Linked DNA regions of Homo sapiens: region 1 is linked to region 2. A link is an interaction called in ENCODE POLR2A ChIA-PET data of the cell type or tissue named here. Cell type or tissue: K562. All regions are shown on one strand. Links, peaks and the distances in the headings refer to the core of each region. The heading gives the core; the rest is flanking DNA. Region 1 has its middle 30 kb from the start of LINC02753. Region 2 has its middle 86 kb from the start of FGF3.

Region 1 (14,628 bases), core at 7,375-9,874, 130 kb after region 2:
AAGTCCACACTCTGCCACCCCAGGGACAACATGCTGACTTCACTCCCCTCCTGACTGGCTCCTTCTGCCCTCCCCCACCCCCAGTTCTACTGCCTGATCCCTGACAGGCCAGCACTGAGACTTTAAAATGACTCAATTGATGGTCTCTCCTGGACAGACACTCCCTCAGCTCCATCATGTCTGAATCCCCAAAATCCAGCTCCTGAGTCTTCAGGCTCCCCAACCCCCACCACACCCCAGAGCTGAAGCTTCCCCTCCTTCTCCTAATAGGGCCTCCTTCCTCCCTGTCTGGGTCTTGAAGGGCGCGAGCATAGCAGGGGCAGACTTGGGTCCTCTGCTCCGTGCTCTGACAGATCGTGGAGGTGGGACCGCCTCTCTGTCAAGCCAGATCCTAAGTTTCTGGTGTTTTGCTTTTTGAGATGAAATCTTGCTTTGTTGCCCGGGCTAGAGTGCAATGGTACGACCTCAACTCACTGCAACCTCTGCCTCCTGGGTTCAAGTGATTCTCCTGCCTCAGCCCTCCAAGTAGCTGGGAAGACAGGCGCCCACCATCACGCCTGGCTAATTTTTGTATTTTTAGTAGAGATGGGATTTCACCATGTTGGCCAGGCTGCTCTCGAACTCCTGACCTCAGGTGATCCACCCACCTCGGCCTCCGAAAGTGCTGAGATTACAGGCATGAGCCACTGCGTCCAGCCCAGATCCTAAGTTTCTTGAAGGCAGGGCTCTGCTGGGTCCCTGGCAGCCCCTGTGGGTGCTCGATGCATGAATGGCACAAGCTTCACTGGGGTGATGGGTGAGCAAATGAGGCACGAGCAGAGCCTTCCATGCCTGGTGGTGGGGTTGTCCTGTGGTGCTTTCCCTCCTTTGCAGGCAAAGGGGCACCCTCTTCCCTCTGCACACAGGCCTGCTCTGCGCAAAGATGAGGCCTCCCCCATGAGCTGGGCCTGTGCAGTTGCCCTGCCCAGGGGAGAGCTGACTCATTCACAGCCCTCAAAAGCCCACTCGGCTCATTTGCTTCAAGAGCCATTTGTAGGGGGTGTTTCCTGGGGCCAAGTGCTGCTGCCAGCTGAATTGACTGGTGCTGGCTGCTGGCAGGGAGGAGTCTCCACCCCCAGATGACCTCAATCCTTTCTCCCAGCAAACTTTCAACCCACCAGTCACTGTAGCCTGATCAGGGTCAAAGCCATGAAGGTCACGGCCACGGCACAGGCCTCTGAGGGCGCCCAGGTGCTCTGGAGGGACAGTGTGTGTCCCGCTTCCTGCAACGACTGTAACAAATTTCCACAAACTGGTGGCTTAAGACAGCAGAAATGTGTTCTCCCACGGTTCTGGAGGTGAGAAGTCTGGAATGAGAGTGTGAGCAGGCCACACTCCCTCTAGAGGCCCTGGGGCAGGGCCCTTCCTGCCTCTTCGAGCTTCCCGGGCTCCAGGCGTTCCTCAGCTTGAGCTGCATCACTCCAGCCTCTTCCTCGGTCTTCACTGGGCCTTCTCTCTCCTCTGTGTGTCTGTGTCCTGTGTCCAAATTTCCCTCTTCTTATAAAAACTCCACTCATTAGATTAGGGCCACTGGAGGAGTGGGTCAAGAGGGCACTCCCCTCTGGGGAAGGCAGGCTGGCACAGCTTTTTGGAGGGAGGCAAATGGCTCCTAGGTGGTGCCACCAGGAGGGGTGGGGAGGGTACCTTTGCTCAGGGCAGAGGGAAACAAAAGCAAAAACCAAGTCCTGCTTGTGGGAGGCCCTGGCCCTCTCAGGGAAGCGAAAGTTGCTCAGTCTCCAAAAACACTTGGCCTGAGATGACCGAAGACGCCTTGGGGGCTGCAGCCCAGGCTTATTGCTTTGGAAGTCACCGGCTGTGGGAAATTGGCATCTGGAGCCGAGAGCCAGCCAGGGCTGCTGATGTGGCTGCCGGGGATGAGGACTGGGCAAAGGTATCGGGTTCTCCCTTCTCAGCCCATAAACCGGACTCCTTGAGCCCAGACTGTAGCTCGGAGCTGCTATGTTGGTTTCCTGGGGCTGCTGTAACAAATGAACACACACTTAGAGGCTGAAAACAATAGAAATTCATTCTTTTCAGCCCTGGAGGTCAGAAGTCCACAGTGAATCTTAGGGGGTAAAACCAAGTCATCCGCAGGACTGGTCCCTTCACAGGCTCCGTCCCTGCCGCTTCCAGATTCTGCTGGTGTCAGCGACGCTGGGCTGGTGGCTGCATTACCCAGCTCTCTGCCATGTCCTCTCTGTCATCAGCTCTCCTCTGCCTCTTGTGTTACAAGGGCTCTTGTGGTGACATTAGGACCCACCCGAATAATCTCCCCATCTCAAAGTCCTTAATGTCATCATATCTATTAATACAAAGCACTTTTGCCACGTAAGGCCACACAGTCACAGGTTCTGAGGATGGGAACATGGACATCTCTGGAGGCCAATATCCAGTCGATGGCCACCCCTCCACCAGCTGGAAGGATCCCACAGAGGCAGAAGGAAGAGAAACACCCCCCGTTTTAATTGACAAACTGTGGTTTTATGCATTCACGAGGTTCAATGTGATGTGGTGGTTTCGTTTTGTTTTGTTTCTGGCTTGAGACAGAGCCTCACTCTGTCATCCAGGCTGGAGTGCAGTGGCACAATCTCAGCTCACTGCAACCTCTGCCTCCTGGGTTCAAGTGATTCTCGTGCCTCAGCTTCCTTAGTAGCTGGGATTACAGGCATGTGCCACCATACCCAGCTAATTTTTGCGTTTTTCGTAGAGATGGAGTTTCACCATGTTGCCCAGGCTGGTGTCGAATTCATGGTCTTGAGTGATCCTCCCACCTTGGTCTCCCCAAGTGCTGGAATGACAGGTGTGAGCCACTGATCCAGGCCTCAATGTGATGTTTTCATATATGTATACAACATGGTATCATCAAATCAAGCTAATTAGCATATCTATCACCTCATCCTCCTTTCATTGTTTGGGGTGAGACATTTGAAACATTTGAAATTCTCTGCTATTTGGAAATGGGTAATAGCATACTATTGACTGCAGTCCCTCTGGTGTGCTATAAGTGGAAAGGCCCCGTGCCTCCTGCCTATCTGAAACTTTGTATCCTTTGATTGGCAATTCTCCTTCCCTCTTTCCCATCCCCTTGCCTCTGGTTGCCCTGGTTCCACTCTTTACTTCTGTGAGTTCAACCTTACTAGATTGCACACATTCAAGGTGAGCCGTTGAGGGCCAGAGTGGGGACCAAGAGACTGGTGGGAGGGAGGGACCTCGTGCCCAAGCCAGGGGGATGAGGGTACAGAGATGAGCAGGATAGTCTCCAAAGACCCCTTCAGTGCTCTGAGGCGCAGTGGCTGTCACTGCCGCTGTCACTACAGGTGTTGACCGGGCACCAGGGCACACCTGAGCACTGGCCAGGCCGCCAGCCGACTCTCAGGCATCAATTTCCTTGGATGCTTCCGACGTACATCCACACTGGCCAGCAAGCCTCCTCTGGCATCAGGGAGTGTCCTTCCTGCCTGCAGAAGCACCTTGAACTCCCGGGGCCCAGGGAATCTGTGTGGCACCGGTCCCCTCACTGGCACCCAACCCCCCCTCCTCACGGTCCATCATTTACTCACTGCTTCGTTGGACATATTCACTGTGGCTACTCTGTGATAGGCCCTCTGCAGGGTGCCAGACACTCAGGGAGAGGACAGACGTGGCCCCTGCCCATGAAGCTTGCAGTCCAGGGAGGAAGGAGGAGGCAGGAAAGGACCTGGGCTGTTAGAACCATTTCCAACTGTGGTCTGTGCTGTGAAGGACGGAAATGCAGGATGAGGTAGTGGGTCCTGGGAAGGCTGGGGCAGCATGACCCCAGATTAGGTCTGATCATCTCCTCTGTCAGGAGAGAAGCAGTCTCATTGTGGACGGACTGCAGGCCCAGGGCTGGGAAGGGCCTGGCAAGTTTGAGGACCAGAAAAGAGACCCCAGTGATGGTCGTCGGGGAGAGGCGGGTGCAGGCAGGTGCCCCTGGGAGAAGCTGGGAATCTACCTCAAAGGCCCAGGGCAGCCTTTTCAAGTAGCTGAAGAAGCTGGTGTGATTCTGTCTGGAGAGGACTCCCTGGGTGGGGAGAGGAGATTAGTGGGAAGGGAGCAAAAAAGATGGGAGAGTGAGCAGAGGGAGGCGGGAGAGGGGGGGGGTCTCTGAAGGGTAGAATCCGCAGAACCCACTGTGAAGGGGTGGGCAAGGGAGGAGCCCACAACAGTGTCTGAGTGGCCAGTGGTGCCGTTTACTGAGACGAGGCCCCCGGACTGTGGCTTCTGCCCATCTGGAAGAAGGAAGAACAGCTCCAGGGTCCTTGCGCTGATTTAACCTCATCTGTTCATCTGGGTGTGAAGGAGAGCTGCCTTTTTTGTCTTCAAATTGGGAAGATGATGCAGGTTCTTTGTAAAAGAAAAAACAGAACACATAGGAGGAGGAGGGAAAGAAGTGGAGGGAAAGAGGGAAAGTAGAAGGGTGGATGGAGGGAGAAAGAGAAGGAGGGAGAGAGAGAAGGGAGAAAGGGAGGAAGGAGGAATAAATGAACAGAAACTGAACCACCACAGAAGGAATGAGTGAAAGCCTCCCTGGGTGAGGACCAGGCACACGGCGTGCCCGGTTCCCTTATGGATGCTCTTTCACGTGGTACAAATTTGCACAGGTCCCTTTAACGACATCTTGTGATCTTGTGTCTCCAGCTCGATGGGTGTGAGCCAGGGAAAGACAAGAGCTCGGTGATGTAGATCCAGGGGTCAGGCTCCGGGTTTGGGGCCTTCACGGGGCGGTTTCACTTGATCTTCTCATCAGACCCTGCCAAGGGACCTGCTTGCTCCCGTTTTCCTGACAAGGAAGCTGAGACTTGGGGAAATGAAGTCATTTTCCCAAAGCCATAGAAGGCGCAGGTGGGACTGGACCCAGCTCTTCTCTGTGGTTCCAACAAACCCTCCAAGATCGAGAGTCTACATCAGCAAAACCCGCTTTCATTCATGATTCACTTCGCCACTGAGTGCGTATCTGTTCCACTCCTGCCTATGAGGGTCTGTGGGAATGTGAGGATGAATTCCACCTCAGTTCCCTCCAGGCTCCTGCCTTGGGTCTCTGATATCGTGTTGCACTATGATGCTTCTGTGTCCCCTCCAGCCTGAGGCGTCTATGAGGACAGAGAATAGCTTTCTCTTCTCCCTGTGGCCTTATGGTTAGCACATGCCTGGTGCATAGTAGGTGGTCGGCAAAGCTTTGTTGGATGGATGGCTGCAGGAGCACATGGATGGGGGATGCCTGCCTTCAAGGAACTCACAGATGTATAGAGCAGGGGATGGCAAACTCCCATCCATAGGCCATTTGTATAAATCAGACTTTATTGAAACATGGCCATGCTCATTCATTCCATATTGTCTGTCTGCTTTTGCATTAGAGTGGAGTCATTGCCAAGAGGCCAATACAGGTTCGCTTCGTGGGTATGTGACCTGTACAGTTGTATAGTTGTATGGGGTCTGTGTCACCATCTTGAACATCTGCTGTCACTATCTTGACCATCTGCTGTCACTATCTTGAAATAAGTAAGAATTCATACAAATGGCCTATGGATGGGAGTTTGCCAACCCCTGCTCCGTACATCTGTGAGTTCCTTGAGGGCAAGCATCCCCCATCCATGCGCTCTTGCAGCCATCCATTCAACAAAGCTTTGCCAACCACCCACTACGCAAACCCTGTAATTTCATTGCGCATGGAGCCCCACCCATTACGTAGCAGGTCCTCTGCATATGAACCATAAAGCCTAAAAATCTTACCATCTGGCCCTTTACAGAAAAAGTCAGCCGATACCTAGCCTAGAAAATCAAACAGGCCCCTGACTTATGACAAATTCAAGCTAGAAAGTGCCACATGCTGTCGGGAGGGGCAGGCACAGTGTCTCAGGAGTCTGCAGGACAGAGAAACCCCTCATAGCTGAGGGGCTCAGGAAGCTTTCTAGACGTGATGACTGCAGCAGCCCTGGGCACCTTGAGGCATCCGGCGGTTGGGTGGAAGACACAAATATGGACAGACCACAAGGGCAGCTCAGATACCACCATGCCAGGAGAGGGAGTCAACCTTTCTTCTTTCATGATCAAAGCAAAGTATGTAAAAAACCAACAAAAATTATTCATCTAGAAGAGAAGAGGAGCAATTATGCATTGATTTCTGTCCACCTGCCCTGGCATTTATTTTGCTGTTGTAGCCGCAAGCTTGGATGGTCTCTACTGCAGGAGAGGGGCTGGCTGCAGGCACTGCATATACAGAGGATATAGGCAAAGGGCATCAGAAGGAGAAAATCCCTGTGAGGATGAGCAGAGAGCTAAGGCACTCTTCCCAAACCCCCCACATAAAGAAGCGCAAGGTTCTGCACAAGTGATAGTTTAAAATATTGGGGCTTTTGCACTTAACGCAAAAGACAAAGACAAAAAAGAACATTTGAACACACAGGGGCAGCCAGAGGCAGGAAAGCCTGAACAGAGCCCAGCAGGGACTCTGCTTAGTCAATATTTGCTGTATTGACAAACTATTGTTCTTGCCGCATCCCAGACCAGGAAGGGGCAGAACAACAGGATCTAGTGGGCCACACCTTCCTCTCTGCAGCCAAGTGGGCTCCTATGTTGGGGGACCCCATGGGACTCGGTGCTGTTAGACACTCCAAGGACCAGGGGTGCAGTGGTACCACAGCCCCTCTTGGCCAAGCCTCCTTTTCTTTCCTGGAAATCCCCAGTGGGGCTGTGCACAGGGAAACAAGGTGCTGCTTTCCAGCCAGCCGAGAGCTATGACCCGTGGAGCTGCCTGGCAGCGGGACCAGGGCTAGTGTCAGGTCCAGCCCTCCAGGAGGATTGTGTCCACCCATGCAGACATCAGCTGCCGATGGCCAGCTAGGAGTGTGTTGGGAGAAGACTCAGCAGCTGAGCGTGTGGAGAGAAAAGGAAGGGGCCAAGCCCTGCGCTGGCGAACTTTTCACTTATTATGACCCTGCTTTTTTTTTCTTTAAGCAAAACCAAAATAATAATTCATTACTTTGTAGATTATTTCTTCTTTCTATACATATTACCTGACCTTTGTCCTATTCTTGCAAATTCTCAACCATTTTAACTGGTAGCCCAGTAAGCTGTTGCTATATATATATATATATACTTTAAGTTCTGGGATACATATGCAGAACGTGCAGGTTTGTTACATAGGTATACAGGTGCATTGGTGGTTTGCTGCACCCATCAACTCATCATCTAAGTTTTAAGCCCTGCATGCATTAGGTATTTGTCCTAATGCTCTCCCTCCCCTTGCTCCCCACCCCCTGACAGGCCCTGGTGTGTGAGTGCCCATGTGTTCTCATTGTTCAATTCCCACTTATGAGTAAGAACATGCGGTGTTTGGTTTTCTGTTCCTGTGTTAGTTTGCTGAGAATAATGGTTTCCAGCTTCATCCATGTCCCTGCAAAGCATATGGACTCATTCTTTTTTATGGCTGCATAGTATTCCATGGTGTATATGTGCCACATTTTCTTTATCCAATCTATCATTGATAGGCATTTAGGTTGATTCCAAGTCTTTGCTATTGTAAGTAGTGCTGCAATAAACATACATGTGCACGTGTCTTTATAGCAGAATTATTTATCATCCTTTGGGTATATACCCAGCTGTAGGAGTCTCCTGAGACTGTTGTAACAAACCACCATCAACTGGGGGCCTTCAGCAACAGAAATTTATTCCCTCACCATTAGGAGGCCAGAAGTCCAAAATCAAGGTGCCAATCAGGCCACACTCCCTTGGAAGGATCTGGAGTAGAATCCTTCCTTGCCCCGTACAGTCCCTGGTGACTCCAGGTGTCCCTTGGCTAAGGCACATCACCCCAATCTCTGCCGCTGTCTTTACCTGGCCTTTTCCTCTTCTACCTGTGTCTCTCCTCTGTGTGTCCTTTACAGTTGTCCCTGGATTTGGGGGTCACTTGGATAATCCAGGGTGATCTCATCTTGAAATTCCTAATTACTCTATAAAACCCTCATTTCAAATAAGTTCACGGTCACAGGTTCTGAGGTTAGGGCATAGGCTCAGTTTTCTGGGGTACTGCTCAGCCCACTGGTAAGGAAGGCCTGCTCGGTGACTCTTCCTCCTTGACAATAAAGACAAAAAGGGCTGAGGACCCTCTCTCTTCTATGCTGGCCCTGATGTCTGACTGTGTGTGGTTTGTTTGTGTTTTTGTTTTGTTTTGTTTTGTTTTTTTAAGACAGAGTCTCGCTTTGTCGCCCAGGCTGGAGTGCAGTAGCACGATCTCGGCTCACTGCAAGCTCCACCTCCCGGGTTCATGCCATTCTCCTGCCTCAGCCTCCCAAGTAGCTGGGACTATAGGCACCCGCCACCACACCCGGCTAATTTTTTGTATTTTTAGTAGAGATGGGGTTTCACCGTGTTAGCCAGGATGGTCTCAATCTCCTGACCTCGTGATCTGCCCGCCTCAGCCTCCCAAAGTGTTGGGATTACAGGCGTGAGCCACCGTGCCTAGCCTGTATGTGGTTTTTTACATGCCTGCCTTTCTCTCCCGAGGCTGGGGCCATGTCTCAGGCATGTCTGTGTGCTCAACATCTCAGGCAGCAGCTGTGCCTGACTGTCACTCAATAAACATGTGTGCAACGAACAAATGAATGACTTGTAGGGTTCCTTCCTCTCTCATCTGTCGGCCTTTAGTGCCATCCATCTTCCCTAACACAGAAGTCCCTGCCTTCAAGAGGTACACCCAGGTGGAAGTGCCTCTCGGAACTCCACCCTGAGAAATCCAGCTTAGGCGGCCCAGCCTGTTTTGCTCCTCCTGATTGAGATTTGCAGGCAGGGAAGGACAGGTGTGACAGGGACCTGGGCAATACTCAGTGGAGCAGGGCAGGTGGGGGTTTGGAATTGGTCTCAGGAGCTGTTGGGAACTGTGGAGAAAGAGAAGAATTGGGATTTGGGAATAGTTAATGTATAGGGGTGGTTGGAACAAATGAGCAAGATATGATTACAAATGGGGCTATGGAGGACCAAGCTCACCTTCTGAGGACACCACACGCAGAAAGCAAGCAGAGAAAGGAAAGGCAGGAGACCATCGCGGGGCAGAGGGAGGCCCAAGCATGAAGGTGGGTCACAGACGCCAAGGAAGGACCCAGGTGGCCTAGTGGGAAAACACAACCTTCAAGGGCAAGCCAGCATGGATGCAAACCTGCCTCTACTGCATGACAGCTGAGGGGTCCCTGGGAGAGGCGCTCCCTGAGCCTCAGCTTTGACTTCTGAAAAGGTTGCTTGAAGACTTGAAACTCTATACCCGAAGCACCTCATGGAACAGCTGCCAGGAAACCCGGTTTTTTCTGCTTGTTGAGTACTCACTAGGCGCTGGGCTCTGGGCAAGTAGTTTACCACATAGTCATTTGACTCTCACATCAACCCCTGGGATGAGCACAATTACTGCCATTTGCAGCTGGGGAAACTGAGGCAGGTAAGAAACTTGTCTATGGTCACTCATCTTATTCCATGGCAGGGTCTTGAATTACAACCCAAGGAGAAAGCAGTGAACTGCTACTCCTGCTGCAAAGAAAAGGTGAGTGAGCATGAGGATTAAAACGTGACTGTCGTGGCCAGTCGCAGTGGCTCATGCCTGTAATTCCAGCACTTTGGGAGGCTGAGGCAGGAGGTTTGTGTGAGGAATGGAGAAGTTCTTCTTCAAAGTTTCTTAAAACCATAAAGAGCTTGTCATTTCTTTGCTCTATGCATATCTATATATGTTCCAATGCAGCTGCTCTGACTTGACCTGGCATTCTTGGACAAGGTTAAGCAAGACCCAGACCATAGTGCATGCCATTCCTTATTTGGAAACCCTCCTGACCCTCTCATGACTAGCTTCCTCTTTTCTTTGTTCTCTTTCCCCTTTGCCTATTTAGAAAAGTTTCAAGCTGTTAGCCAATCGGGTCAAGCTTAGAATGTGAGGTCCCATTCCGACCAATGGAAATGTGACACAGCCATAGGACAATTGCATCAGGTTACAAAGATTATAAACATCCCCATCTCCTTTGTTCGGGTGTGCTCTCACGGCAAGACTGCTAGTGAGCAGCACCCTTTCTGCAGAAAGTAAACTAGCCTTGCTGAGAGATCCTTTGTCTCAGTGTTGATTTTGCGACACCGAGCACCCATTTCCAACAATTTGGTGGGCCATACAGGGACTCTGTTTCCCCTCTGGGACAGTCCTTGGTCCTCTCTTGTGGGGAGGTGCCCTGCCACCCTATTGCAGTGGCCCCCAGGGAGAGAGCCAGGACTTACCTGGTGCAAGAAACACATTTGGATTCTCAGCAATGCAGGGGAGAAGGAGAGACTTTCAAAACCGCAGGACCAGAAGACCTCGTGCATGAGCCAAGGTAGGAAAAACCTCAGAGGAGCAGTAAAGTACTTCCTTGATGGTCAGTTCTCGAAGGGAATGTGTGTATGAGTGAATGGTTTCAGTTAAGACAGAGTGAGTGTGAGAGGAGTGTGTATAACCTTCGGGAGAGAAAATAGAAGGGGGAAGGGTTATCTCCCAGGGAAAAAGCAATACAGGAGAAAAAATGGAAGAGAGAAAGGTTATCTCTCAGGGAAAAAGGATACAGGCAAGATATTTCTGGGGTAAGAAATTTAGCCTTAAAAAAGCCATTAAGGATAGGACAGGCAAGACATCCCTGGTCTGGAGGATCTGGGGGATTGAGTCTGCTGGGAAAGGTTTTCATCCAACATGGGGAATACTTCTAGTAAGTCTGGAATAGGAAGTAAGGCAGGTAACAAAGGAGATCAGAGTGATCGAATCCTTCCTGATAGTCCTTTAGGACTCATGCTTAAACACTGGAAAGAGAACAAAAGGACCAAACATAAGAAAAAGCAACTAATGATTAAGTACTGTTGCTTTCTTTGGACCCAAGAGCTTATTTTGAAACCTGCCATCTTCTGGCCGAAATATGGCTCAGATGAAGACCAGGTATGCCAACTTTTAATAATGTATGTTAATAGCAAAACTCCTGCATCCTCAATTATGCCCTATGCTGGCAGCAAGGGCAGGTTTCTCTTTATCCCTTGAAGGACTTAAAACAAGAAATAGATGCAGGCAAAAAGTCAGAAAGTATCCAGTAGGACCCTTTAAACCATCTTCCCCCTTTTCTAGTCCCACCTCCCCTTCCGCAGGTGGTAGTCCTACCTCCCCTTCCGCAGGTGGTAGTCCTACCTCCCCTTCTGCAGGTGGTAGTCCTACCTCCCCTTCCGCAGGTAGTAGTCCCACCTCCCCCTCCACCTCAAGTGACTATTCTGATTCTGGAAGAGGGCGTCCAGAAGTCCCTGAAGAGCATGATCGCTGTCATTTCTCTTCAAAATGAGGACTCCAAAGAGCAATAGAACAATGCAGAAAGGATATTCAGAATCTTCCCTTTCCTCCCACTTCCAAAGAGCCAGCTTTTCAGCTCTTTCCTCTAAAGGAAGTGCCACAAGGTGGGGGTGCAACTGGATTCATAAATCCCCCCTTAACTGCTCCTGAAATTCAGGGTCTAAAGAAAGAACTCAAGCCTCTGCTAGATGACCCAGAAGGAGTAGCAGAGCAAATCGATCAGTTTTTAGGTCCCCAACTATATTCCTGGACCAAATTAATGTCGATCCTGGGTATTCTCTTCTCAAAGGAAGAGTGAAACATGATTCACAGAGCTGCTATGGCAGCCTAAGAACGTGATCACCCTGCCAGCCAAGATAATCTGGCAGCGGATACCAAATTCCCTGCTCAAGACCCACAATGGGATAATAATAATGCAGCTCATTGGGAAAATATGGAAGATTTGTGTGAGCTAATCATAAGGATTAAAGAGTCTGCACCCAGACCACAAAACCTTACTAAGGTTTTGTGTCTTACTAAGGTTTTGATGTGCAGCAAGAGAAAGACAAAGGGCCCATGCACTTTTTAGACAGGTTGAGAGAACAGACGAGAAGGTATGCTGACTTAGATCCTAATAGTCCTCTAGGGCAAGGTATGTTAAAATTACATTTTGTTACAAATTATTGGCCAGATATTGCAAAAAAGTTACAAAAGATAAAGGAGTTCGAGAGTGGCCTGGCCAACATAGTGAAACCCGTCACTACTGAACACATAAAAATTAGTCGGGCATGGTGGCACGCACCTGCAATCCCAGCACTTGGGAGGCCGAGACATGACAATCGCTTGAGCCTGGGAGGCGGAGTTTGCTGTGAGCCAAGATTGTGCCACTGCACTCCACCCTGGGTGACAGAGCGAGACTCTGTCTCAAATAGAATAAAATAAAATGTGACTATTGGATGAGGCAGTTCAGAGCCCGGTCGAAGGACACTGACTGCTGCAGCACGATCTGTGAAGACAGGTCAATCAGAGCAGATGGAGCTGCCTTGGAAAGGAGACTATGAAGCCATCTGAAGGCCAGGGCTATGAATGAACAGCTGCACAGATTCCATGTGCTGTCAGAAAACAGAACTTAGAAGAAAAGGTGTAAGTCTTAAAGAAGCCATCAGCAAATGTCAAGTTGAACAAAGAACTTTCTAAGCATCATAGCTCGAGGGCCCTGTCAGTGGAGAGGTTCTGGGAGCTTGGTGGGGACCTGATGGACAGGGTTCAGGCACTGATTAAGGTTTAAAGAAGGGGGACTCTCCATTGCCCTCCAGCCCTGAGACTCCATGAGGCTGTGATGCTTTGGGGCACACCCACCCCACCCCATGTGTGACAGTAGGGGCAGGGGATGCCGACCTCAGCTCCCCTAAATCACAAGCAACATTGGCAACCACATCACATTTCAATTTATCTGCAAAAAAATAAATGGGTCTTGTGAGTGCTATTTGGCAGTTGCAAACAGGAGAGGGCAAGTAAATTAATGTTTTCTGTGAACCTTGACCCCTGGATCACAAAGCAAGGGTTTACCCCTCATACCAATATTTACTCTTTTTATTCGATATTTCACATCTGGGTTTGTGTCATTGATTTTTTGCATGGGGACATTTATACATGGAATATTGAGATTGGAGATTTAAATTTACACACGCACAACTATTTAGGCTGGGGGAAAACTGACCTCTAGACTCACACACACATTTAAGTGATGGTTTAAATTGCCACATTTCATCCAGTTGGCAGAACTATGTAGAAAGAACTAAACTGACTTTCATGAAAAGATGTGAGCTCAAATAACAACAACAGCAGCAACATAATAGCAGTAGGTATTCGTGTAAGCACCACAGGGGCAGACATTTTTGTCTGTTTTGATAGCTGCTGTAATCCCCAGCATCTAGAACAAACCCTGGTGGGAAGGAGGTTCTCGGTGAAAATATGTTGAAAAAACAGTAATCCTGCTGTACTTCCTTCCCTATTAGTAGAGGATGTTGGAGGAAATTTTCTGTAACCTGCAATGTTTTCTTTCAAGAGGAAAGAACAGGGGAACTCTCCTCAAGTTCCTGGTTATTTTCCTGCTGTGGGTTAAACGCATATGTCTTTAATTTCTATTTTTAAAAATTTACCAACATACCATCAGCAATAAGCATGCCTATTTACTTGGATTGTGGCTTCTAACTATCATTCTCCATAAAAAGGAACTAGGGCACCTCAGAGAAATGACTGATACCTGGGCTGAGGTAGGAAAAGCACAGGAGAGGCTTGAGCATCAGTGTGCATGAGAAAGCAGGGGTGAGCTCGATGGTCGTAAGAACACAGCAGAAGGATGCATGAGAGGCTCGCAATTCTGACCATAATGTAGTAACAGGGGTCAGACTTAATCTGTCCCTTCCCCAGCCTTAAGCAACAAACAGACAAAATATAGGAAGCAGTGGCTTTGAAATGTGGGACAGCAGCCCTGAGGCAGCTCAGGGCTGATTCCTGAGAAAAGTGAAGCAAACAAGTTGAAGGCATGAAAATTGTCCAATCTTCCTTCCTAGAGGTAGTTTTCAGGCTGCAGCACAGGGAGAGGAACTCAGGCAGCCAAGCAGTCTCACTGTATTGAAGACAAAAAGATTAGAGTTCAAGGAGCCCAAAAAGTTAAAGTGTGTGAATCAGAATACCCAAGAGGGGGATGTTGCATTCATGCATGCGTGCGTATGCACGCACACACACACATACATATACACAGAGAGAGAGAGAGAGAGAGAGAGATTGAGAGATTGAGAGAGAGAGAGAGAGAGAGAAATCTGCAGAGAGGTGCCCTTAAGTCTTTGGCTGAGTACTAATCTACATAAGCATGAGAGGAAACTACCCAGGGCTAGGGAAAGAACCACCAGAAGATAGTAGATTCAGCACTTCTGAGGGCTTACAGAGGGCTGGGAATAGCTCATGGTCTCACCAGCTGAGGTGAAAAGATCCACAGGGCATCACTGAGCAGGATTCCCAGAAGAGTATCATCGGGATTCAAGGCTTCTCTGTATCTGCCCTATCAAAGTGTAGGAGCAAACCCTGAATGGATTCGATGGATTCTAAGCAACTTAACTGCATGCTCATACAGATTCTAACACGAATTAAAGAACAAGCAACAAAATCTAGCACTCAACAACATAAAATTTTAATGTCTGGCATTTAATAAAAAATTAGCAGGCAAGCAAAGAAGTGAGAGAATATGACACATAACTAAA
Region 2 (14,628 bases), core at 6,239-8,738:
AGCTGCCAAGCAGATGGAACCTGCACCTGCCCAATTTGGCCAAAGAAGCCCCCATACTCTCCGTGAAAAAGTCTTCCAGAAGCTATTGTGTCCATGACCAAGTCTCTCTCACACACACACACACTCACACACACACACACACACACACAAAAGATCATTCTTGAGTCTGATTTGAAAACTAAGGTCAAATTCTGCAGAGGTATTTGAGTGGTAAGATAACACCCTAATATATATATATATATATATATATATATATATATTTTTTTTTTTTTTTTCTTTTTCTTGGTGGGAGGTGGGGACAGAATCTCACTCTGTCACCCAGGCTGGAGTGCAATGACACACTCTCAGCTCACTGCAACCTCTGCCTCCCGGGTTCAAGTGATTCTCCTGCCTCAGCCTCCCAAGTATCTGGGATTACAGGCACCTGCCATCATGCCTGGCTAATTTTTCTATTTTTTGCAGAGAAGGGGTTTCACCATGTTGGCCAGGCTGGTCTTGAACTCCTGACCTCAGGTGATCCGCCACCTCGGCCTCTCAAGGTGCTGGGACTACAGACGTGAGCCACTGTGCCCAGTCTGTATATTTTTAATTGAAGTGAATAGGACTTTGTTATAGATTTCAATCCATTCTTCACTTTCAATCGAGTGTTGTTTTTACATAAACTTATACCTTTGGAATGACTGTAGAATTATTAAAAAGTTGCTAGGATAGTGCTAACAGTCCCCACGTGCTCTTTGCCTCCATATTAACCTCTTACATAGCCATATAAACATTTAGAAAATGAAGAGACCAACATCAGTACAATGCTGTAGCTGAATTCCAGACTTTATTCCCGAGGGCTGCATTCTAAAGATGCATCCATGTTACAGGCATGGGGCCCCTGACTGTGCACCTGCTATGCAGTGCCTGCTCACTCTGCTGGGGGTGGACACTGGCTGAGGCCCCCTCCCCATTCTGGTTACAGAGCTGACACATTAGAGCTTCGCCTGCCTTCCAGCCGAGGAGAGAGCAGGGGAAGTGGCCTAGATATCTTTTTGCTATATTGATTTCCCACTGCTCTTTTCTGAAAGGTGTTAATGACCTCTAAGGCCATGATAGCCTAGACTGGCCGGTGGATGCAGTTCCACCAGGACAGCCCCAGGCCATCTGTGGCCACGTGGCTTGAACTGTGGCAAGTCCAGTTGAAGACATGCTGTGAGTGTAACATGCACATGGGATCTTGAAGACTTTGTATGAAAATAAGGCCGGGCATGGCGGCTCACGCCTGTAGTACCAACACTGTGGCAGGCTGAGGCGGGTGGATCACTTGAGGCCAGGAGTTCAAGACCAGCTTGACCAACATGGCGAAACCCTGTCTCTACTTAAAAATACAAAAAATTAGCCTGGCGTGGTGGCACATGCCTGTAGTCCCAGCTACTTAGGAAGCTGAGGCAGGAGAATCACTGGAACCCGGGAGGTAGAGGTTGCAGTGAACCAAGATCACAGCACTGCACTCCAGCCTGGGTGACAGAGTGAGACTCTGTTGAAAGAATGAGAAAGAAAGAAAGAGAGAGAGAGAGAGAGAGAGAGAGAGAGAGAAAGAAAGAGAAGGAGAGAACGAGAAAGAGAGAAAGAGGAAGAAAGAGAAAGGGAGGGAGGAAAAGAAAGAAAGAAAAGAAAGAGAAAGAAAAAGAAAGAAAGAGAAAGGAAGAAAGAAAGAGAAAAGGAGGGAGGGAGAGAGAGAAAGAAAGAAAAAGAAAGAAAGAAAGAGAAAGGAAGAAAGAAAGAGAAAGGGAGGGAGGGAGAGAAAGAAAGAAAAAGAAAGAAAGAGAAAGGAAGAAAGAAAGAAAGAGAAAGGGAGGGAGGGAGAGAAAGAAAGAAAGAGAAAGAAGAAAAGAAAAGAAGGAAGAAAGAAGAAAGAAAGAGAGAAAGAAAAGGAAAGAAAGAAAATAATAAACATGGACAATATCTCACAAATACTTAGATATCGATTTCATGTTGAAATGTTAATATATTGGGTTTATTGGGTTAAACAAAATATAGGGTTAAAATTAAGTTCACCTGTTTCCTTTTACTTTTTTATTGTGGCTAGTAGAAATTTTTAAATTACCTATGTGACCAGCCCCAGGAAGGGGAAGGTTTGAAAGGCCCCCTTGCCCTGGTCTAACCCCAACCAACCTTTGCTATCCTGCCTGAGTTGCGGCCACCAGCACACCCCTACCATCCTGCACCCAGACGGCAAACACAAATGCTGGAGTGACCACCGAGGGCTGGGATTAGACTACAGGCCAGCTCCCCAGGGCTGCGGAAGCAGAATGAGTGCCCAGCTGGCCAGCCGGGGTCAGTGACCAGCAGTGTATGGCCCCGGCCACCACTGGGGTGCCTGCTAGCTGCTGCTGAGTCATAGGAACAAGAAATTTCTTGGCCAAACTACAAGGAAACTGCTTCCCCACGGCTGGTGTCCCTATTTTGACAGTGGTCAATAGGTCACCTGCCGGTCACGTCCCCAGGAAACCCAGACTTGGAAGCTGTCACAGATGCCTGGATTACCTCCACTGCCAGAAAAGGGTGTGTGTTGGAGGGGGTGTCTTTCACAATATATTTTTAATTTTGACTACCTCAGAAAAGAACAAAGCAGGCCAGTTGTGGTGGCTCATGCCTGTAATCCCAACAATTTGAGAGGCTGAGGCAGGCAGATCACTTGAGGCCAGGAGTTGAAGACCAGCCTGGCCAACACAGTGAAACTCCATCTGTACTAAAAATACCAAAAATTAGCTGGGTATGGTGGTGTGCACCTGTCGTCCCAGCTCCTCAGGAGTCTGAGGCACGAGAATCACTTGAACCTGAGAGGCAGAGGTTGCAGTGAGATGAGATCGTGTCACTGCACTCCAGCCTGGGCAACAGAGCAAGAGTCTGTCAGAAAGAAGGAAGGAAAAAAGGAAGGGAGGGAGGGAGGGAGGGGCAAAAAGTAGGAATCATCTATATTCCTCACCCAGAATTAATCATTTTTAAGCTAATATTTTAATAGCTTACTTACTTCCTTAGTCTTTTAAAATATGTATTTATTATCTTGAAACCATAGAATGAATAGATAAGAATATGTTGCCCTGAAAAAAAAAACGAAGAGAAAATGGTATTACTAATCACGCTAAAGCTCCTTCCGCCTTCCCCCAACTCTCATCCACTCCCCCTTCCCAGGGAAATCCCCTCTGTGTATTCCAGGCAATGCGCTTCATTCCTTTAAACATAGCTATTGGCACCTGACTTGTTTGGGGGTCAGGTTCTTTCTTTCTTTCTTTCTTTCTTTCTCTTTCTTTCTTTCTTTCTTTCTTTCTTTCTTTCTTTTCTTTCTTTTCTTTTCTTTTCTTTCTTTCCTTCTTTCTTTCTCTTTCTTTGTTTCTTTCTTTCTCTCTTTCTTTCTTGCTTTCTTTCTTTCTTTTTTTTTTTTTATTTGAGACCAGGTCTTGCCATAACATCCAGGCTGGAGTGCAGTGGCATGACCTCAGCTCACTGCAACCTCCGTCTCCTGGGTTCAAGCGATTCTCCTGCCTCAGCCTCCCAAGTAGCTGGGATTACAGGCATGTGCCACCACACCTGGCTAATTTTTTGTATTTTTAGTAGAGACAGCCATGCTTTGCCATGAGGGCCAAGCTGGTCTTGAATGCCTGACCTCAGGTGGTCGCCCAGCTTAGCCTCCTAAAGTGCTGGGATTCCAGGCATGAGCCACCGCGCCCGGCCTTTTCTTTTCATTTATAAGACAGCATCACATCGTGTGTATTGTTTTCAGCTTGTTCTTCTTGAGGCAATGGGCCTGGTGTACCCTGAGGTCACACTCCTCCCACCCCCACCCCATCGCTGCTCCGGACAGTCGTCTGGGACAAGCTTTTCAGAGGGCAACGAAGCTGTGTCTACCAGTGTTTAAATGAGCACACCCTCTGAGCTGGCCTTCATGGTCTTGGAGTTAACCCCACTAATACCTTCCCACCTCTGCGCAGAGGCAGAGGCTCAAGGGTGCTGCTGCCACGTTGTTGATAGAAAAACAATAGCAACGAATGTGACAAATTATGACAACTGATGGAACAGACTTTCACGAAACCATGAAAAAGAACAAGCAAAATCTATCTGAGCAGAGCCAGAGATCTCTCGATAAGTCAGGCAAGACAGAGAGAGGGCACAGCTGGGCGCGCCAGGCCTGGCTGTGTGCTCCCCGGGATGGCTGTGCCTGGAGCGTGTTTGAGGACCCGTGAGAGCGCTGAACATGGACCCTTGAGGAAGTGGTGTGAAGGGAAACTACTTCCCCATGGCTTGTGTCCCTATTTTGACAGTGGTCAATAGGTCACCGGTTGGTCACGTCCCCAGGAAACCCAGACTTGGAAGCTGTCACAGATGCCTGGATTACCTCCACTGCCAGAAAAGGGTGTGTGTTGGAGGGGGTGTCTTTCACAATATATTTTTAATTTTGACTACTTCAGAAAAGAACAAAGCAGGCCAGTTGTGGTGGCTCACGCCTGTAATCCCAACAGCTTGAGAGGCTGAGGCGGGCAGATCACTTGAGGCCAGGAGTTGAAGACCAGCCTGGCCAACATAGTGAAACTCCGTCTCTACTAAAAATACCAAAAATTACCTGTGTATGCTGGTGTGCACCTGTCGTCCCTGCTACTCGGGAGTCTGAGGCACGAGAATCACTTGAACCTGGGAGGCAGAGGTTGCAGTGAGCTGAGATCATGTCACTGCACTCCAGCCTGGGCAACAGAGCGAGTCTGTCAGAAAGAAGGAAGGAAAAAAGGAAGGGAGGGAGGACCTTGTCTCTGGAAATGTGGTCCGGGGGTTCAGGTGCAAGGAAGGGAGAATTTCACACTTCCCGAAGCATGTGATTTTCTTCCGTCTAACCACACAGGAATGGTTTGCTTTTACTTAAGGACAACTAAGCACATCTCTGAGGAATGCCGCCAGCCCCAGGGCTGGGCACGGGAGTCTGGATGGGGTGGCCTTCATGGTCTCTGGCTTCACCCTAGGAACAGAACTGGCAGCCCAGAGGCCCCTCGAGGCCCTGCTCACTGCCAGGGCGGTTGGCCATGACAATTTGAATGTGGACATGTGGAGGCCACATGCCAGCTCCAGGCTCAGTCCGGCTGCTCCAGAAAGCCCAGCCTCCAGACATGCTATATCCTCAGGCCTCCTCCAGGGAAGCCCAGGAGGTCAGGCCCAGGTGACCCGTGGGCAGCCCCCGGAAGGGGCTTCTTTTTCTCTTTTCCTCTGATGGACAAGGAAGTAGAATGTGCAAGAGTTAATGCTCGGCCAGGCGCAGAGGCTCACGCCTGTAATCCCAGCACTTTGGGAGGCTGAGGCGGGCGGATCAGGAGGCCAGGAGATCGAGACCATCCTGGCTAACACCGTGAAACCCCGTCTCTACTTAAAAAATACAAAAAAAATTAGCTGGGCATGGTGATGGGTGCCTGTAGTCCCAGTTACATGGGAGGCTGAGGCAGGAGAATGGCGTGAACCCAGGAGGCGGAGCTTGCAGTGAGTGGAGATGCACCACTGCACTCCAGCCTGGGAGACAGAGCGAGACACTGTCTCAGAAAACAACAACAACAACAAAACAACAACAACAACAACAACAACAAAATAACAAAGAGTTAATGCTGAAGCAGATCTCTGAATTCCGAGGAGCTTGGGGAGCAGCCCAGCTCCACCCTGTATTAATGAGGGGCCTGGGGCAAGTCTCTAGCCTCAATTTCCTCCTCTGCAAAATGGGGACAGTAACCACCTCACAGGACACAAAAAGGACCTAGGACTCGTCACTGGTGGTGATTGCCAGGCTTGTCCTTTGGGGGACTTCACGTCCCCAATCACCTCACTCCCTCTCGCCTTGTCCCCCTACCTTTGAAAAAAAAATATAAAGACAAGAGCCAGGCAAAGAGTCTCACAGGGGCTGTGAGCTCAGGACCGCACGTCATCCCACTCATCTGAATCTCTAGGGCTGGGAGCCGGCAATCTTCCTAGGCATATTGATTTGAGAAGCTTCCTCCCAGGATGTATGGTCAAACCACAAAGCGCACACGGGACATGGTGGGTGATAACCCACACCAGGCAGAGCCACGACCCTTGCCCCATGCTGCCTGGCAAGAACTGACCCAGCACCCTCTAGAACCCTCTAGAACCCAGGGCTTGGGGTCCCAGTGGAGCAGCAACATCAGCCCCGCTCCCCACACCAAGCTGCTCCCACAGCCTCTGGCTTCCATGGGGATCTCTCACCTTTGTAGCTTTGGCTGGAGTCTGCTCTCAGCATCCAAGGGTGCTGCCCACAACCTCGTCCCAATTTTTCATGGAGACCACTGTCCCTCCCCAGGTGCTGGTGGGCAGTATGGGCCCCCCCATCCACACAGTGTCCCCAGGTTCCAGTGGACGGTGTGATCTCCCCAATTCCCACAGTGTCCCCAGGTCCCAGTGGACAGTGTGGCCTCCCCCATCCCCACAGTGTCCCCACTTCCTGCTGGATGGTGTGGCCTCCCCATTTCCAGTGTCCCCAAGTCCCAGTGGATAGTGTGGCCTCCCCATTTCCACAGTGTCCCCAGGTCCCGGTGGACGGTGTGGCCTCCCCATTTCCACAGTGTCCCCAGGTCCCGGTGGATGGTGTGGCCTCCCCATTTCCACAGTGTCCCCAGGTCCCAGTGGACAGCGTGGCCTCCCCCATCCCCACAGTGTCCCCAGTTCCTGGTGGATGATGTGGCCTCCCCATTTCCACAGTGTCCCCAGATCCCGGTGGACGGTGTGGCCTCCCCATTTCCACAGTGTCCCCAGGTCCCAGTGGATGGTGTGGCCTCCCCCATCCCCACAGTGTCCTCTGGGCAGGCCTGGGTCAGGCTGCATTCCTGACCCTGAGGTGTGGAACTCTCTCTCCCTGAGCTTTTGCAGAAACGTGGGGGCAACTTGCTCTCCTTCTGCAGGACTCAAAGGTGGGAGATGCTGGCCTAGAGCAGCCAGAGGCTTCCTACCGGGTGACGGGGAGAGGGTGCCTGCCCCAGAGTGAGGCCAGCAGAGACCAGACTCACAGAACAACAGAGACCAGCCACTCACTCAGCTGTGAGCCAGATGCACATAGTCTGTTTGAGGTGATTTCTTCACTGGCTACCAAGAAAAAACAAATAAAAATACATACAAAGCCCACTGGGCTGAGTCCTCCACCTGGAGAAAGCACTGCAAATGTCACCAGTGTTCAAGGGTCCTCCTCCCCCATCCAGCCCCCATCCCACCACCTTCTGCTGTGCGTCCCACAACCCTGTTCCCTAGGGGAGTGGTGGGCACAGAAAGCCCTCGGGTCTGTCCTCTTATCTTTTGCAAGCCTAGCTGGCCTCTGCTCCACCCCAGGCCTGGTTCTGGAGCACGCGTGTAGAAATGGGGCTGGCTGCTACGGCGGGCTTATCTGGGCCTGCAGGGCCGCCTTATCTCCCACAGCTTCTCATTGCCAGTCACTGGTTTATGCTTTTATGAGTGCAGTTTGCTCCTTCTAGGGAAGCACTGAGCGATCTCTGAAGGTGCCTGGCCATGGGGGCACAGGGTTCCTTCCTCCTAAAGCGCTGGTCCCATGCCAGCCCTGGCTCTGCAGCTGCTGTGGGTATCTTGCATGGGTGGGTGCCTGAGTGGAGGCTGTGGTGGTCTCAAGGGGCTTTTGCCAGAAGTGATCAGAAGAGGAGCCTTCAGGAGGGAAACCCCAGGTGGCCCCCACACCTTCTTTTGTTTGCCCATTTGATCTGCCCCACACCGGACACACTTTGATCTCACCAGCCCAGTCTCTAAGGTCCTGCCTGAGAGGGTGGGCCAAGTCCTGCACTGGAAGCTGGGAGGCTGGAATCAGATCTTCACACTGTGCCTCCACTGTCCTCTGAGCCTCAGTTTCCTCACCTGTAACATGAGCAGAAAGTTTGCAGCCACCTCGCCTGGCAGGATGGCCATGGGGAACCACAGGAGGGGAGGGGGCAGCGTCGAGGGTCCCATGGCCAGCCAGCATGGGCCAACCCATGTGTCACAGTTCATAGAAGGTCTTAGGAGCCTGGTCCCTCCCCCTCCCCCTCCCCCCAGGATGTTTGTAGGGTGAGGCAACCGGCAGGTGCCTGGTTAAGCCCTGGGGTCTGGAGAGCGGTTTCTAACTCCAGGCCCCTGTGAGCTGCCAAGACCTCCACCTCCTCCCTAGGGCCCCCGGGGGTCTGTTTGCTCTGTCTGCTTTTGAGAATCAGATTATAATGGGAGCCTGGGTCAGTTTCTGGATTTGTGGCCTCAGGACCTCCCAGAAGGAGCAGAGCTGAAGGCCAAGAGCCTGGCTCCTGTCCTGTCCTGTCACTTACTGCCCTGTGACCACAGGCAGGTCACTGCACCTCTCTGAGTCACAGCTTTCTCATCTTCCAAGCGGGGAGAGTCCTTGAAACAGGCTGCAACCATTAGATTCATTCATTCAACAAATATTTGCTGAGCATCTACTATGTGCCAGGCATGTGTGCTGGGGACACAATAGAGATCTAAACAGACAACAAACAAGATATTACTTTTAATGACAAAACTGTTTTGCCATTCATTTTAATGGCAAAAACTTTTAACAGCCATTACTTTTAATGGCAGAAACTGCAATTATTTTCGCACCAACCTAACACATAAGTAAAATGTATGGTGATGACACAAAGCAGGAAGGTTCAGTAGGGAATGGAGACAGGCACGTCTGGGGTGGAGGTGGAAACTCAATTTTCAATCGTGTGGCTAGGAAAGGCCTCTCCAAGGCAGGCGACAACTGAGTCAAGACCCAAAAGAGATGGGAGAGTGAGATGTGGAGATTCTGGGGTCCAGACACAATCACGGCATGAGCTAAGGCCCTGGGACAGGAGCTGGTGTGTGCAGAGAATGGCAAGGAGGCCAGAGGGACAGAAGGTGAGGGATCAGTACCAGGTCCAGAGAGGAGGTGGAAGGGGCAGGTAACTGGTCATGGTATGTCTTTGGCTGTGAAGCCAGTGGGATGGAGCCTGGGGGATTCTGAGCCCAAGAAAAACAGGATGGGTTTATGGGCTAGGCATCTTGCTTTTTTTTTTTTTCACACAGGTGACAACATTCTGTCACCCAAGTTGGAGTGCAGTGGAGGAATCCCAGCTCACTGCAACCTCCACCTCCCAGGCTAAGCCTTCCTCCCACCTCAGCCTCCTGAGTGGCTGAGACCACAGGTGCACACCACCATGCCCAGCTAATTTTTTTGCACTTTTTGTAAAGACGGGTTTTTGCCATGTTGCCCAGGTTGGTTTCAAACTCCTGAGCTCAGATGATTCACCCACCTCGGCCTCCCAAACTGCTGGGATTACAGGTGTGAGCCACCACGCCGTGCCTAGCATCTTGCTTGAGAGATGAATTCACCGCTGGGTAGAGTAGACTGAAGGGGCGGGCCAGAAGCAGAGGAAGCAGGCAGGAGGCCCCTGCAGCCACTCGGGCCACAGTTGGAGCTCAGAGACTAGAGGCAGCAAAGAAGGAGGTGGGGCCCAGCGGCTGCACACTGGGCCTCCATGGAGGCCAGAGCAGGTTGGCGGATGGACGTCCATGCTGGGGCTGCAACCCAGAGGGGACACAGCGTCGAGCCTGCATGGGGGACCAGGCACCATTCTATGCATTTCACATGTCCTAGACTCAGAATCCTTTCTACCAAGAAGGTACTCTTACCACACTTTCAGGGTGGGGAAACTGAGGCAGGGAGCGGCCACAGAGCTTCAACTTTAGGTTGGGCCCAGCATTCATGCCCCTCAGGGCTCCTGTCCCTGACAAGGAGCTCCTGGGAGGTGGTTTTCCTTTAAAACACTGCTGAGCACATACCGTATGTGGGGCACTGGGGTGTGTCTCATACAGACCTTTTCTTGTTTCACCTTCATCCCCACTCTGTGATCTGCAGGGCCGCTCAGTAAGCCCAGAGGCGGACACCAAAACATGAGAAGTATTAAAAAATGTTGTTTTTTAAAAAATTCATAAAACACACAAACACCAATGTAGCCGGAACTGACATTATCATGTAACAATATTTTTATCATGAATTTTGTATGGGAGGTATAGTGGGTTCAACTACATCCCCCAAAAGATACATCCACCTCTTAACCCCTGGAACCTCAGAAGCTGGCTTTGTTTGGAATCAGGATCTTGCAGATGTAATGAAGGTGAGGATCCCTAGCTGAGATTCGTCTGGATTAGGGTGGCCCTAAATGCAATGATGTGTGTCCTTATAGGCGAACAGGAGAAGAGACACAGAGACAGGGCACAGGAGAAGGCAGAGGCTGGAGCATCTCAGCCACGGCCAAGAAACGTCTGTAGCCCCAGGAGCTGGAAGAGGCAGGAATGTCCCTCCCCTAGAACCCTTGGATGGAGCGTGGCCCTGCCGACACCGTGATCTCAGACTTCTGGCTCCCAGGCTACAAGGGAATGGATTTCTGTTCTAAGCCACCAAGCACGTGGTCATTCGTTACACATCACGGGAAACTCATACGGGGGGTGTGCACCCAGCAATTTGAGTCTGTGAAGTCTTAACCCAGCTCTGGGTGAGGTGAATATGTTTTACAGGTGCAGGAAACCGAGGTCTATAGAAAACCAGCACCTTGCAAGCGCCACCATGCTGGTCAGCTCTGATGTGGCCAAGGCTGGTGCCAGGGTGAGGCGAGGGTGACCTGGACTTTGGAATCCCTCAGCCCTGGGCAGGTCTCTTCATCTCCCCAGGTGGCCACTTATTCATCTGAAAAATAGGGCTAGCCCCGGAGACGGTGGGGAAGTTGCAAGGAAGGAATCATGGCTGCGCCCCCGCCGGGGGCTGGCCCAAAATTAGTGCTCCAGAGCACTCATAGTCCACCCTGAATAATGATGCTAACTGTAAGCACTTACTGTGCACGGGGCCAAGCCCCTGACCTGCAGTGGCACAGGTAAGTGTCACAAAAAGTGGACACACGTGCTGTTGGACGCCAGCTCCTCTCTGGGTCACCATGAGAGATTCCTGAACCTCAGCTCCCTTGTCAGCGCCCTTCCAGGAGGGAGGGAGGTAGCAGCACTACCCCCATCTAACAGAGGAGGAAACTGAGGCACGAGAGATGAAGACACTGCCCACGTCACGCTGCTGGTCAGTGACAGAGTGGGACCGGGTGCAGTTGTCCAGCAGTGCACCTAGATGGGGGAGAGGAGCTTGGTGAATATTAAAAGAGGTTTTGTCTGGGAACAGAGAGGCGGCTGCTGGGTGACCCCAGCCTCCCATCCAAAGGCGGGCTGTGGGGTGACTGGCTGGACCTCCTCCAGACCCTCCCATCACACGTGTGCTCAGCCGGCTCAGCCAGCAGCAGGCGCCCACCCACCACGGGCCCCTTCTCTGAGCCAGCGTGCACAGCTTCCTGGAAGGGACACGGAGCGCACAGATGTGCACAGCAGGTGGCCTGTTCTGCTCTCCCTCCAGCCAGACAGGGCCGGGACCCAGGACTGGCAGGAAGACCTGGCCAGCCATGGCTGTGAACACTGAGGAAACACTTCCCGGAGCAGCCAGGGCCCTGGGAGCTGGAGTCGATCCCCACATCTGGGCTCCTCCTGGAGCCAACCAGGGCTGTCTGGAAGCCTGTAGGGAGATCCACCGAGGTTTCGGGAGAGTCAGTGCCCGCCCACATCCCCTGGCCCCAGGATGAGGCCGTGGCTCCCCACAGTCCCTCCCACAGGAGCCTCTCGCCCTCCCACTCACACAGTGTGGCCAGGCATGGTGGCCCAGCCTGCCCTGAACTAAGAGCTTCTGCTCGGTCCCCAGGGGCCATGGCCCTTCTGTTAGGGGCTGCCGCCCTCCTCTTGCCCACTCCCCACACCCCGGGGTCCCTGCAACAGGCCCCCACCCAAAGGGCCTGAAAGTCTCCACAATGACATGATGGCCAGCAGAGGGCGCATGGCCCTGGGGACCTCGACCCCTCTCCAGGGGACACCCTCTCTGGCTTTAATTTCTATTTTAAGGTGGGCTGTGACTATCATAAGTAGGTGGGGGTGAGACCTCAGCAGCAGTCCCAGCCGAGGGGTCCTGGGGATCCCCAAGTGCTCCTGAGGCCCGGGACAGGCCCCTCAATGTTGCCAGGAAGTCCCACGGGCCCACGTCTTCCCCTCCAGCTCTGTGGAGCGGGTGCTGTGCCCTCGTTTACTGACAAGGAGGCTGAAGCTCAGGACTCTTACGGTGACACAGTGAGGGCTGGGTGTCCACCAGACATGGGCCCACAAGACATCCTCAGTGTGGGTGCTGACGGTCACTGAGAAGCCCTGGCCCAGTGGAGCTTGTGGTGGGACGGAGGGTGGGGGTCAGTGTCTAACCACAGGCCCATCCTAGCAGGACTCCAGCAAAGACACCTTCCATAGGGTTGGGTCCTTCCCCACCCCTGGGAGTCTTGACCAGTCCCAGGAGAGGCCACTTTCTCCCGACCGGGTCCTTTACCTCTCTGCCACTGTCTCCCTCCTGACAGGGTCCTTTACCTCTCTGATCCCTCCTGGTAAGGGAAGTAGAATCATTGTCACTGAGGCAGTCAGGAGAGCAGCTCCCCCAACCTTGGCAGAGAAAGGGACAGTCCCTCACCTGCAATCCTTCTGCCAGCCCTGGCTTGCGTGGTGTCAAGGGACATGAGCTTGGGGAGGCCACTCATTCCTTCTCCCGGACGGAAGATTTGGGTGGGAGGCACCTCCTAAAAATGACGTTTGGGCAGCAGACATGATGAGGACAGGGCCTTATGAGTCCCCTCCCCAGGACACCTCAAGACCACTCGGCCAGGAATGCTGACGTGCCATGCACATTCACTTGGGATCCTGAACCTCCCTCCCAGGTCTGTCCTTCCCCCTGGCCAGCAGAAGCCACCAGGGGCCACTCCTTCCCTTCCCCTGAGAGGTCAGAAGCAGCGTGTGCTGCGTGAGCCAGCCCGCAGGCTCCGGGCAGGTCCGCCTGGATCTGAGCTCGGCAGTACTGGGTGTCTGCAGCGAGGGCACACGGGGCCATGAGGGGTTTTCCCCAAATCTGAAAACAGCCCCTTCCGCAGACGGTGCCTGGGAGGGGAGCCAGAGGGAGCAGGTCCAGAAGGACGGGACATCGCCACCGGCTGGACAGCACTGAGGAGGCCGACGGGAGAGAAGGTCACACCTGACTGAAGCAGAGCTGGCAGCCTGGAGATCCCTGATTCTCTCCTCCCAAGTGGGGGGACAGGAGGTGGCGGAGGCTGCAGCGGCCCCAGAGAGCAGGGCAGAGCAGAGTGCTGGGCCCAAGCAGGAAGGGTGGGTTTCACTCGGGAGCTGCAGGCACCGCGCCTCGCAGGACTCACTTTGACCACAGTGGGAGGATGCATCGGCCCCAGGGAGGCCAATGGGGAGGCCAGCGTGAGCTCCAGTGGAGGTGCTGGCACCCGGACCTGGGGCTGGGCGCGGGGATGGTGGGAAGCGAGCATTTAGATTTAGGAGGTTGAGTGCCCAGGGTGGGGGTGTTGGGGGATGTGGCCCTGAAATGCCAGCTGGTTTTGGCTCTGGGCCAGGCCAGGGGCCGAGGGGGGTGGACCCAGGACAAGAGTCCCATGCCCCACCTGGCATTCCTGCAGGGGGAGGCCAGGCAGAGAGGCACAGTTTTCTGGCTCCAGTGAAGCGGGGGCCGGCAGTGTCTTCTGCTGGGATGCGATAGAGATGTAAACAGACAACTAACAAGATAATTAAGTAAAACGTGTGGCGATGACAACAAACAGGATATTCCATAAGGAATGGGGGCCTTGGGTGAAGGTGGCCCAGAAGGTGAAGTGGGTTTGGAGGGAGGGTGCTGGTTCCGCTTTGGGAAGACACAGAACTCAGGTTCCAGAGGACACACAGGTGGGACCTCCCAGTGGGCAGTTAGACCAGCGGACCCCAGCCGGGGGAGCGACCTTCACATCTGCTCTCCCTGCTGTGGCCCTGCTGGGGCCACAGTGTGCACATTGCCATCTGCTGCCCACCTAACAGTGGCCCACTCTGGCCCTTCCCCCTCATCCCCTACTATGTGGAGCCACATCGTCCCAGCCCCAGCACTGGCCCTGAGTCCCCTGGCCTTGGCCCAGCTGGCCTGGCTAGGACGCCATGTAGGGCAGTGTCTCCTGAGGACGGAACCTGCACTTGGTCACCCTCAGGGATGCCTGGCACACAGTTGGCGCTCAGTACATGTCCGATGAATGAGAGCCGCTCCGTGGACATGCGGCAGAGGCAGCACATACCGAGCCATCCCCTGGCTGGAACAAGGGCCCAGGTGGGGCGTGGATCACTTGCCCTGGTGTCCACCTGACTTGACCCCAGGCCTGGCCCAGAGCCAAAACCAGCTGGCATTCCAGGGCCACAGACCCAAGACCCTAAAGTCCACCCTGGTTGTCTCCATCAAGCATCTCCTGTTTGTCCAGAGCTGTGAGCCCAGGGCAGGTGAAAGAGGCCGAGCCACAGCCCTGCCGTGGGCCCAGGCCGGTGCACGAGTGGGTCACGCAGCAGAGGGAGAACCGGATGTGGTCTCTAAATGGAGTTATGCGTTGAGGGACTCGGATGGCACCAAGGCACACGGGGGAGCCGGTGTGGACTCTAGAGCAGGGCAGTGCTGTGCCGAGGAGGGTGCTGTGCTGGAGAGCAGCTCCCTGCCTC

Evidence for each region. ChIA-PET counts read pairs that join two places held together with the same protein. Peaks named below come from ENCODE experiments on the same cell type or tissue, not always from the same donor. Only the 100,000 strongest peaks of a DNase experiment are listed, where the experiment ranks them.
Region 1: POLR2A ChIA-PET joins it to region 2 with 5 read pairs; 2 of 35 experiments call an interaction of 5 or more read pairs at or near these places.

What each region holds. Positions count from the first base shown.
Region 1 is chr11:70,028,384-70,043,011 of GRCh38, forward strand. It overlaps a transcript of ANO1 not described here. Among named protein-coding and RNA genes, the nearest start is that of LINC02753, 30 kb to the right of the region's middle. RefSeq lists an enhancer at 6,756-7,295. In K562, for the core only: no CTCF peak of the experiment used is centred there; no DNase peak of the experiment used is centred there; H3K27me3 peaks cover 1,983 bases.
Region 2 is chr11:69,898,360-69,912,987 of GRCh38, forward strand. No RefSeq gene overlaps it. Among named protein-coding and RNA genes, the nearest start is that of FGF3, 86 kb to the left of the region's middle. RefSeq lists enhancers at 7,215-7,716, 10,916-11,417. In K562, for the core only: no CTCF peak of the experiment used is centred there; a DNase peak (open chromatin) is centred at 7,392; H3K27me3 peaks cover 76 bases.